2 separate regions of the Homo sapiens genome follow, and region 1 is linked to region 2. The links are chromatin contacts, found by Hi-C or POLR2A ChIA-PET in ENCODE. All regions are on one chromosome and are shown on one strand. The core of a region is the stretch at or near the end of the contact, and the rest is flanking DNA. Distances in the headings are between cores, read along the strand shown.

Region 1 (6,524 bases), core at 1,402-3,901, 200 kb after region 2:
CACACCTGTAATCCTAGCTACTCGGCAGGCTGAGGCAGGAGAATCACTTGAACCCAGGAGGCGGAGGTTGCAGTGAGCCGAGATCGGGTTGCTGCACTTCAGTCTGAGCGACAGAGTGAGATTCCGTCTCAAAAAAATAAATAAATAAAATAAAATAAAATAATCCAGGCATGGTGGCGCACCCTGGTAATCCCAGCTACTCATGAGGCTGAGACACAAGAATCACTAGAAGCCAGGAGGCGGAGGCCGCAGTGAGCTGAGATCTCGCCACTGCACTACAGCCTGGGTGACACAGCAAGACTCTGCCGCAAAAAAAAATAAAGAAAAAAGATGTGGTTAGTAAACAAGAAATTATCATTTAGGAAAATGTACTCTAATTTCCAGAATCTAAATGAGATTAATGGAAGTTCCGTGATCAGCAACTACAGAAAAAACTATATTATGTTGTACAGTAAAATTAGAAGGTCTTTATTCCTCTGCTAAATTAAACCTTTTAAAATAGGTTGTTAGAACATTTTACTTAGTGTTTAAGCTTTAAAAAATATATATTTCGCTTATGTCATTTTAACTAGTTGAGAAAAATCTAATACAGAAAGTAACACATAGCAGTACTAATCTAGTTTTAGTTCCATGAGTCATAATCGTAGAAGCTTGGAAGACAAAAAGAGAGAGAAAAAAAATCTATTGAATTGAGGCCCTGGAAAAATGAGGTAAGACTAACTTAAATGGAAACAAGTTTGGTAAGCCACCTCCAGACTATAGTACACATTTATTACATTCAGCCTTTGTGTTGTGTTCTTTACAGATGGGTGAGAATTAAGAAAAGAATATAGGCTGGGTGCGGTGGCTCACGCCTGTAATCCCAGCACTTTGGGAGGCTGAGGAAGGCAGATCACCTGAGGTCAGAAGTTCGAGACTAGCCTGACCAATATGATGAAACGCCGTCTGCACTAAAATTACAAAAATTAGCCGGGCGTGGTGACATGTGCCTGCAATCCCAGCTACTCAGGAGGCAGAGACAAGAGAATTGCTTGAATCTGGGAGGCGGAGGTTGCAGTGAGCCGAGATCGCGCCATTGCACTCCAGCCTGGGCAACAAGAGCTAAACTCCATCTCCAAAAAAAAAAAAAAGAATGTAATTTTCCTCTTTTTCTAATTCACCCTCAGCCATTATTAACCAATTAACCAAGGTGGTGGCATACAAGGTGAACAGAACAATTGAGCAAATTAATATTACTGTTCTTTTCCTTTTTGTTTTTTTTTTATGTTCCCAAACATTTGACTATTAAATATTTGGAAACCAAAGTGAATTCACTGTTTTTTTGGTACTACTAATTTAACTTGGAATTGTGATAATTCAGCAAGCTTGGTAAATATTAACCTTGCAATAGGAAGAATGAAAGAAGACCACAGCCATATCCCCTAAGGTTTCAATTCCAAATGCAGAGATGAGTGCAACTGGCTGGCTGTGTGTGAAGAACAGATGGTGATCAGGCAAGAATAAAAGCAAAGAGACCATTTAGGACAACACTTAAATAGTCTAAGCAAGGTGGAGGCTGAAAAGAAAAAGAAAAGGATTCAAGATATATTTTGCCGGGCGCTGGGGCTCACACCTGTAATCTCAGCAATTTGGGAGGCAGAGGTGGGCAGATCACTTGAATTCACGAGTTCAAGACCAGCCTGGGCAACATGGAGAAACCCCTGTCTCTACAAAAAAAAAACAAAAATTAGCCAGGTGTGATGGCGCCAGCCGGTAGTCCCAGCTACTCAGGAGGCTGAGGTGGGAGAATCACTTGAACCCAGGAGGTCGAGGCTGCAGTCAGCCAAGATGGTGCCACTGCACTCAAGGCTGGGCAACAGAGTGAGACCCTGTCTCAAAAAAAAAAAAAAAAAAAGATATATTTTGAAAACCCCATCTCTACCAAAAAAAAAAAAAAGAAGAAAGAAAAAAAGAAAGAAAGAAAAGTAAAGAGCACCAACGGGATTTGTTACTGTTTTGGACATGAGGGAGTGAGGAAGAGTGAAAAGGGAGAAACAAGGCCGGGCGCGGTGGCTCACGCCTGTAATCCCAGCACTTTGGGAGGCAGAGGGGGGCGGATCACGAGGTCAGGAGATCGAGACCACGGTGAAACCCCGTCTCTACTAAAAATACAAAAAATTAGCTGGGCGCAGTGGCGGGCGCCTGTAGTCCCGGCTACTCGGGAGGCTGAGGCAGGAGAATGGCGTGAACCCGGAAGGCGGAGCTTGCAGTGAGCCGAGATCATTCCACTGCACTCCAGCCTGGGCGACAGAGCGAGACTCGGTCTCCAAAAAAAAAAAAAAAAGGGAGAAACAAAAGATGGCTTCTAGGTTTTTGACTTGAGCAAGTGGGGAGAATACACCCGTGACTGAGGTGTTCCTGACGGGAGTTGAGCTAGAAGAGGACTAGCAGTGAAATCAATGAGTAGCTTCACTTGCTTGCCATTGGCCAGGCTCTGGGAGGTATTTTAATTTTCTTTTTCTCTGTGTTAGATGGTAGAGGAGACTCAAGACCAAGCCTGGGGCTCTTTGAAAGGTAAATAGGGGTGCTTAGAGGAGAAGGAACTAGGAGATTGAGAAAGGAGAGGCCAATGTGGTAAACAGAAAATAGGAATGTGGAGTTAGGGAAGCCAGGGGAGGAAAGTGACTCAAGAAGGAGGAAAATGATCAGGATGTGATTGTGCTTACTCATGCCCCTGGTTAGTATGATAATTGCTAATGGAAAGTTATGAGACATATCTGTACTGGTGACTGCACCTGGGAAAGAGCATGTATTTGTGCTACAGCGACATTCACATGCTGTTTTCCCCTCCACCTTTCCCCACAAAATGTTCGTTATATGTCAGGAAATTGATGACGGTACATTTATTTCCCTTAACTATATTTCTTACCTCTGCTTTAAATAACATTGAGAGATCTTACATAATTGCAAAAGTAATGCGTGTTAATTGAAGGAAGTTTGGGAAATGTAGAAAAGCTCAAAAATGAAAGAAAAAAACACACCCAAGGGGCCCGGGCGCGGTGGTTCACGCCTGTAATCCCAGCATGTTCGGGGGCAAAGGTAGGCAGATCACGAGGTCAGGAGTTTGAGACCAGCCTGGCCAACATGGTAAAAACCCATCTCTAAACAAAAGAAAAAAAAATTAGCTGGGCACAGTGGTGCGCACCCGTAGTCTCAGCTACTCAGGAGGCTGAGGCAGGAGAATCGCTTAAACCTGGGAAGCGGAGGTTGCAGTGAGCTGAGATGGCGCCACTGCACTCCAGCCTGGGCGACAGAGTGAGACTCTGTCTCAAAAAAAAAAAAAAAAAAAACCACCCATAATTGCAACACTCATTTGCTGTATGTTTGTCTTCCCACTAAATGGATGTGGATTACAGAATTGAGATTATGCCAAACATACTGTGCCCTGCTTTTTTTTCACGTAAAAATATATCATTAACATTTTCCATGTCACTTGTGGAATTTTGGGGTTTTTTTGGTTCTTTGTTTTGTTTTGTTTTGTTTTTTGAGATGGAGTCTTGCTCTGTCGCTCAGGCTGGAGTGCAGTGGTGCAATCTTGGCTCACTGCAACCTTTGCCTCCCAGGTTCAAGTGATTCTCCTGCCTCAGCCTCCTGAGTAGCTGGGACTACAAGCACCCATCACCACACCCAGCTAATTTTTGAATTTTTAGTAGAGACGAGGTTTCGCCATGTTGGCCAGGCTGGTCTCGAACCCTTGACCTCAAGTGACCCACCTGCCTTGGACTCCTAAAGTGCTAAGATTATAGGCATGAGACACTGCGTGGCCACTTGTGTTTAAATATTAATTGTATATAATATAATAACTGTATATTAATATATGACTAAACCATAATAAATCAATTTAAGCAATCTTCTGTTATTTAAATTCAAGTTTTTTCCTGATGTTTTGCTATTATAAACATCATAAAATTATGTACTAGTTACCAGCATAGCCTTTAGCACCTAACACATCTGGTGCTACTACCATGACCTACTGGCTGTGTATTTATGAGAAATTATTGAACAAATTATTGAAGTTTCAGTTTCCTCACCTATAAAACAACTATACTAAGAGTGCCAGGCATGGTGGCTCACACTTATAATTCCAGCACTTTGAGAGGTTGAGGTGGGCAGATCACTTGAGTTCAAGAGTTCAAGACCAGCTAGGGCAACATAGGGAGACCCCGTCTTTAAAATAAATACAAAAATTAGCCACTCATGGTGATGCACACCTGTAGTCCCAGCTGCTTGGGAGGGTGAGGTGGGAAGATCACTTGAGCCCAGGAGGCTGAGGCTGTAGTGAGTTGAGATGGCACCACTGCACTCCAGCCTGGATGACAGAGCAAGACCCTGTCCCCGCCCCCCTCAAAAAAGGAAAAAAAGTCTATACTAAGAATACCCATGGTGAGGATTACAGGTAAAGCACTTACCATGATACTCCAAAAGCAATTATTGCTTAATAAATGTAAGCCATTATTAGAATAATTAAGGCATGACCGTATTTTACTCTTTTTTTTTTTTTTTTTGAGACGGAGTTTCACTCTCGTCACCCAGGCTGGAGTGCAATGGCACGATCTCTGCTCACTGCAACCTCCGCCTCTCGGGTTCAAGCGATTCTCCTGCCTCAGCCTCAGCCTCCCAAGTAGCTGTGATTACAGGTGACTGCTACCATGCCCGACTAATTTTTTGTATGTTTAGTGGAGACGGGGTTTTGCCATGTTGGCCAGGCTGGTCTTGAACTCTTGAACTCAAGTAATCTGCCTGCCTAAGCCTCCCAAAGTGCTGGGATTATAGGCATGAGCCACCATGCCCGGCTGTATTTTACATTTCTTGAAAAAAATTATAAAAGTTTTTCTAGACTGGGCGCGGTGGCTTACACCTATAATCCCAGCACTTTGAAAGGCCAAGGCAGGTGGATCACTTGAGGTCAGGAGTTCGAGACCAGCCTGGCCAACATGGTGAAACCCCATCTCTACTAAAAATACAAAAATTAGCCAGCGTCGTGGCGCATGCCTGTAGTCCCAGCTACTCGAGAGGCTGAGGCAGGAGAATCGCTTGAACCCGGGAGGCGGAGTTTGCAGTGAGCTAAAATCGTGCCACTGCACTCCAGCCTAGGCAGCAGAGCGAGACTCTATCTTAAAAAAAAAAAAAAAAAAAATCCAATCAATTTATCTGTTAAGTGTTCTATTTGCCAGGTAATCTGGTTAGCCTTTGGAATGTCCATATAATCTTTGATTCAGTCGCAAATTCCATTAATTTCTTGGATCAAAAGAGGGAACTCTTGACAACAGTTTCTTCTCTGCTCACTCAGACCATTAGTTTCTATGAATCAAAAATATTGGTTTTATTTCAGAATCAGATCTCTGATGCAACTCTTTCAAATCACATAATAAGTACTAATCTTTCAAAATATATCAAAAAAGAATCTAGAACTAAACATTATAAACTGGTACAAACTCCAGCTCTGCCTGCTCAGTTACCACTGTTGCCTACTTCCTCTCTGCCACTTTTTTTGTAGGTAATGAAAAGAGAGAAGGATAAGCAAAGTTCATACCACATCTAGCGAGAAGAATAGTTACCGAACTCCATTCTGCAGAATGCACCACCCCAACACCCTAGACCCTCCTCTAGCACTCCCACAACTGCTCATAGACTACAAACTGCACTCCATTTCCAATCTTATAAAATCCTTTTGCTCTAGTATCAACAAATAATTATTCTGACTTCCTTTGTAGAGAACTGAGTTCTTACTTATATCTTGGTCACTTTTTTTTAATTACTGAAAATTCTTCAGGATTCCTACATGTGAGCTATTGGAATCAGAAGTTTTGGTCAGTAGATTTTTTAGACAAAAACAGAAGCCAGAAATCTTTCCCACCCCACTCCACCCTATAAAAAGACTGTTTGTGGATTGCAGGCTGTCTACTGTGGTCCCTTTGTGCTTGGTTCAGTGTGCCATGGAAACTAGAGACAGTACAGGTACTTTGTTTACACAGCCTTCATTTCTATTTACGAAATCTCTTTGTGGAGTTTGCAAAGCTTTTTTTTTTTTTCCACTGCTGCACCTGTCGATCCAGCTCTAACCATCAGCCAATGAACAGTAAGATGTCAAGCCAGTTTCTGATGGGGGAAGTGGGAGGTGTACCCATCAGACTGGTTCAACTGCCTGAAGATGACAAATTACCCCAGTTTAAATTTAAAAAAGAAAGAAAGAGAGAAAGGAAAAGAAAGAAAAGAGAAAGATGGCCAGGCACAGTGGCTCATGCCTGTAATCCCAGCACTTTGGGAGGCCAAGGCGGGCGGATCACCGGAGGTCGGGAGTTTGAGACCAGCCTGACCGACATGGAGAAACCCCGTCTCTACTAAAAATACAAAATTAGCCAGGCATGGTAGCGCATGCCTGTAATCCCAGCTACTCAGGAGGCTGAGACAGGAGAATTGCTTGAACTTGGGAGGTGGAGGTTGCAGTGAGCCAAGATCACACGACTGCACTCCAGCCTGGCAAC
Region 2 (5,696 bases), core at 2,656-5,155:
ATTTAAATGCCATTTCTTTCTCTTGTCTGATTGCTTTACCTAGGACCTCCAGTACTGTGTTGAGTAACAGTAATGAAAGTGGGCATCGTTGTCTCATTCCAGATTTTAGAGAAAAGGCTTTCAGTTTTTCTCTGTTCCATATGATACTAGCTGTGGATCTGTTCTTTATGGCTTTTTATTGTGTTATGTTCCCTCTATATGCAGTTTTTTAAGGGTTTTTATCATGAAGGAATAGTGAATTTTATCAAATGCTTTTCAGCAGCAATTGAAATGATCATATGGCTTTTGTCTTCCATCCTGTTGATATGATGTATCACACTGATAGTTTGTGTATGCTCAGACATTCTTGCATCCCCAGAATAAATCCCACTCATTATGCATCAATTTTTAAAAAGTTTCTTTGAGACAAGTTCTCCCTCTGTCACCCAGGCTGGAGTGCAGTGGCATGAACACAGCTCACTGTAGTGTCAAACTCCTGGGCTCCAGTGATCCTCCCGCCTCAGCCTCCTGAGTAGCTGAGACTACAGGCACACATCACCATGCCCAGCTAATCTTTTTGTTTTAAAATCTCACCGTGTTGCCCAGGCTAGTCTCAAATTCCTGGACTCAAGCAATCCTCCCACCTCAGCCCACAAAATGCTGGAATTGCAGGTGTGAGTCACTGCACCCAGACAAAAAAAAAAAATTCATAAAATGAAAAATCTCAGAAGACACAAAAATAAGTTAAAATATATCAAAACTTACAAACACAAACACTTAGAAATAGTACATGGTACCATCTACAGTTAAAAGAAATGTAAACAATGTAAATTTCAATTATTAAAGCATAACTGTATAAAATTAACATTAATGCATACTGTACTACTGTAATAATTTCATAGCTACTTCCTGCCACAATTGCATTGAGCATTGGTATTGTTAGCATCACTTAAAATGCTGTGTGACACTAGTCATCTCAGAGCACGCAGTTCATCTCTTTTTATGGGGCAGGGGGGGAAGGAGTTTTGCTCTTGTTGCCCAGGCTGGAGTGCAATGCTGCAGTTTTGGCTCACTGCAACCTCCACCTCCCAGGTTCAAGCGATTCTCCTGCCTCTGCCTCCCAAATAGCTGGGATTACAGGCACCCGCCACCACGCGTAGATAATTTTTTTGTATTTTTAGTAGAGGTGGGGTTTCACCATGTTGGCCGGGCTGGTCTTGAACTGCTGATCTCAAATGATCCACCCGCCTCAGCCTCCCAAAGTACTGGGAAGTTTGTCTCTCCAGTAAACTGTGTATCACGGTAAAAGTGCTCTCTCCCAGTTCTCATATATTTTTCATCATGTTTACTGCAATATTATAAACCTTTGATAACATAATGGGACCCATACAAAGTGCCACTAGCAATACTGGACATGCTCCCAAGCAGCAGGGAAAAGTCATGACATTATAAGAAAAAGTTGAATTGCTTGATATGTACTGTAGATTGAGGTCTGTAGCTATGGTTGCCTGCCATTTCCAAAGAAATTAATCCCGCATAAGAACTATTGTAAAGAAAAGGAAGTTGGCAAAGTTGTCACTGCAGTGACACCAGGAGGCAAAAAAACAAACAAACAAAAAAACAAAACAAAAAAAACTTGCACTTTTTGTGAAATATCTTTATCTTGCACTGAAAATGCAGCTTTTATGTGGGTACAGGATTGTTATAAGAAAGGCATACCTATAGACTCTAACATGATTTGAGAAAAACTGAAGTCATTATATGTCAAATTTAAGTAAAAAAGAATCTAAGGCTAGATTTAATGCCAGCAAAGGATGATCAAGATAACAGGAGAAGCAGCTTCTGCCAACCAAGAGGCAACAGATGAGTTCCTAGACATCAAGAAAATCATTTAGAAGAAAGGACCAGCCCAGTCAGGTTTTTAATGCAGACAAACGTAACCTATTTGGGATGGGGGGGAAGCCACAAAGGATATTTATTAGCAAGGAAGAGAAGTGAGCACTAGGATTTATGGCAGGAAGAGATAGGCTAACTCTACTGTTTTGTGCAAATGCAGTTGGGTTTATGATCATGACTGCCCTTATCTATTAATATAAAGCTGCTAACCCCTGAGCCTTGAAAGGAAAACACAAACACCAGCTGCAAGTCTGTTGGTTGTACAAGAAGGCCTGGACAAAAAGAATCCTTTTTCTGGATTGGTTCTATTGATACTTTGTCCCTAAAGTCAGGAAGTACCTTATCAGTAAGAGATTAACTTTTAAAGTTCTTTTACAATTGGACAATGCTCCTGACCACCCAGAGCTTCATGAGTTCAACACTGAGGGTGTTGAAGTGGTCTAACTGCCCTCAAACGCAACTTCTCTAATTCAGCCTCTAGAACAGGAGGTCACAAGGACCTTTATGGTTCATTACACATGGCATTCTTAGGAAACAACTGTCAACACTATGGAAGAGAACCCAACAGAACATCGTGAAAGTCTAGAAGGATTATACCACTGAGGATCACTGTTACAGAAAAAGCTGTGGAAACCATCAAGTTTGAAACAATAAATTCCTCCTAGAGAAGACTGTGTTTCTAGGTGTTGTGCATGACTCCACAGGATTTCTGACAGAACTAATCAAGGAAATCATGAGAGACTATAGATATGACAAAAAGGTGAGGGGTGAAGGGTTTCAAGATATGAATCTCAGAGAAATTCAAGAACTAACAGATACCACAAGAACAGAAGGATCAACAGAGGGAAAACAATTTGACGGAGACAAGAACATCCAAACCACTATTAGATGAGGAAGACATAGAAGAAGCAGTACCAGAAAATGAACTGACATTAGACAATCTGGCAGAAGGGTTCTAATGATTCAAGACTGCTTTTAACTTCTTTTATGACATTCACCCTTCTATGATACAGGCACTGAAACTAAAGCAAATGGTGAAAGAAGGGTTTGTACCACATAGAAACATTTTTAGACAAATAAAAAAGCAAAAAGGTCAGAAAGAAATTCCAGTGCATTTCTGTAAATTTACACCAAGTGTGTCTGCCTCTCCTGCTTCCCCTTTCACTTTCTCCAACTCTGCTACCTCAACTGCCCCTGAGATACTAAAATCAACCTCTTCTCTTCCTCCTCCTCAGCATACTCAACATGAAGACAAGAAAGATGAAGATCTTTATGATGATTCGCTTCACCTGATGAACAGTAATATATTTTTTTCTTCCTTATGATTTCTTTTTTTTTCTTTTTTTTTTTTTAGACAGAGTTTCGCTCTTCTTGCCCAGGCTGGAGTGCAATGGTGCGATCTCAGCTCATTGCAACCACTGCCCCTCCTGGGTTCAAGCGATTCTCCTGCCTCAGCCTCTGGAGTAGCCTGGATTACAGGCACACCCCACCATGCCCAGCTAATTTTTGTATTTTTAGTAGAGACTGGGTTTCACCATGTTGGTCAGGCTGGTCTCGAACTCCTGACCTCAGGTGATCCACACACTTCAACCTCCCAAAATGCTGGGATTACAGATGTGAGCCACTGCACCTGGCCTTCCTTATGATTTTCTTAATAACATGTTCTTTTTTTCTAGCTTACCTTACTGTAAGATTACAGTATATAATACATATAACAATCAAAATATGTGTGAATCAACTGTTTATGTTATCAGTAAAGTTTCTGATCAACATAAGCTATTGGTAGTTAAGTTCTGAGGGAGTGAAAAGTTATATGTGGATTTTCGGCTACACAGGGCGTCATCATCCCTAACCCCCATGTTGTTCAAGGGTCAGATGTAGAAACATACCAAAACGAAAAACTATTATCAGTACCTGTCAAAAGATCTGAACTGCACGGGTTGTTCCACAGATAGATCACCAAGGGCTCCAAGGCAGGCTGGTGGCAGAAGGGCAGGATCCACTGTGACTCCATCTGCTGGTATGTTAACCAAGCTTCGGAGAATGTCTTTCACATTGACGTTTTTTGAAACTGAAACTGACGGTGTAGCCTTAGTGTCCAAGTCATTTCCTCTATCATTTTTGGTTTCCGGAGACTTATTGACTTCTAAAGAAAGAGTAGATAGCACCTCGCTGATTGCATCTGGGCCTGCACTGACACCAGGAGGTGCTGTGTGAGGAGTTACTTCCACATGGCTTCCTAAACCAGTGGCTGTTTCTTCCCCAATGCCTGAGTCCCTCCTTCGAGCAGATGATGTGCTTTCAGATTCTTCCACTGATGCCGTAGTTAAAGTGCTGAATGCTGCTGGTGTGATTTCTATATCATACCCAGAAACACAAGAAATAAACAAACAAAAGTTTAGAACTAATTTTTAAAAGGTATATTCTGTTTTAATAGCTATCTACTGTTTTGAATTATGAAATACATCATGTTCTAAAAAAGCAAAAACTAATTACGTATTCTACAGAATGTACTGAGTGGGTGCACCTATTATCAAGACAGATGGTATAATAAAATAAATAATAAAATACTTGCAAAAATGATCTAAAGTAATGGGTAGCAACACAAGGTTGAAAGTCATTGGCCTGTAAGAAAAAGTCTATAATCTTTTTTGGGGGTGTGTGTGTGTGTGTGTGTGTGTGTGTGTGTGTGTGTGTGTCAGTCTGTTGCCCAGGCTGAAGTGCAGTGGTGTGACCTAGGCTCACTGCAGCCTTGACCTCCTGGGCTCAGGCGATCCTCCCACCTAAGCCTCTCAAGTAGCTGAGACTACAGGTATGTGCTACCACGTCTGGCTAATTTTTCTATTTTTTTGTAGAGATGAGGTTTCACCATGTTGCCCAGGCTGGTCTCAAACTCCTGAGCTCAAGCAATCTACCTGCCTCGGCCTCCCAAAGTGCTAGGATTATAGGCATGCACCACCATGCCTGGCCCAAGTCCGCAATCTTTAGGATAAAATAAAAAGCTCTACCTCAAACATGGTTACTGCAGCTGGAAAACTTGTTACCCCTTCTACGTGCATAAATAATTCAATGATCCTTAAAATCCAGTTCAACAAGGAACACCTCCTTTTCTCTCTTTTAATTCTCACTCCCTTTAATCAGGGTTTCAACCCATTCTAGCAAAAATAGTCTTATCAAGGTCACCAAAAAATCTGCATCTTGCTAACTCCAATGGTCAGTGTTCAGTCCTAATAGGACTTCACATAACAGCAACAGCTGATTATTCCCTCCAACTAGACAATGCTTCCTTTCCTCGGCTTTCAGGACACCATTCTCTTTTTGTTTTCCTTGTACTACTTCACTGACTGTTCCTTCTTAACATCCTTCACCTCTTTTTCTCCCTGATTTCTTAAGTTGGAGGGACACAAGGTTCAGTCCTTGTTCCTCTTATGTTCTCTGTCTGCATTTAGTCCCTTCGTGGTATCATTCATTCTCCAAGTTTTAAATACCACTATATTTCCCCACCAAAAAACTCAAACTATTAAATATAACTGCTACCCTACAACTTATCTTACATGTCTAAAAAAACCTCTCAAACTCAACATGCTGAAAACTGAATTTCTTCTCTTTTTATCTTTCCCTGAAAATCTCTTTCACCTTTAATCTACTCCACTGTACCTTGTAATCATTTTTGACTACCTTTTTCATTCACAAAATGCACACCTAATGTTTTAAAATTCTGTTTTTTCTACCACTAAAACATATTCAGAATCTGACTGCCTCTCACCATCTCTAGTTACCAACCTAATCCAACCCACCATAACCTCTTGCCTGGATTACTG

What was found. Hi-C counts contacts between places; a loop is a spot of excess contacts on that map. ChIA-PET counts read pairs that join two places held with the same protein, here RNA polymerase II (POLR2A). Pooled maps may share reads with other maps.
Region 1: a pooled map shows a loop between it and region 2 (12-fold over the local background). The contact joins two enhancer-like sites. A Hi-C loop is called at or near these places in 1 of 37 single-sample maps with no recorded cell type and 9 of 50 pooled maps. POLR2A ChIA-PET finds 5 or more read pairs at or near these places in 1 of 52 experiments (WTC11).

Annotation. Positions count from the first base shown.
Region 1 is chr4:151,029,465-151,035,988 of GRCh38, forward strand. No RefSeq gene overlaps it. Among named protein-coding and RNA genes, the nearest start is that of LRBA, 17 kb to the left of the region's middle. RefSeq lists an enhancer at 2,464-2,743. Within about 2 kb of position 2,652, at least 4 of the 41 ENCODE cell types and tissues checked have a DNase peak (open chromatin) inside an H3K27ac peak, as active enhancers do.
Region 2 is chr4:150,824,391-150,830,086 of GRCh38, forward strand. It overlaps LRBA (LPS responsive beige-like anchor protein), which reads right to left. Exons shown (of 57, transcript NM_001364905.1): 30 at 3,790-4,231. Among named protein-coding and RNA genes, the nearest start is that of LRBA, 190 kb to the right of the region's middle. Within about 2 kb of position 3,906, at least 5 of the 41 ENCODE cell types and tissues checked have a DNase peak (open chromatin) inside an H3K27ac peak, as active enhancers do.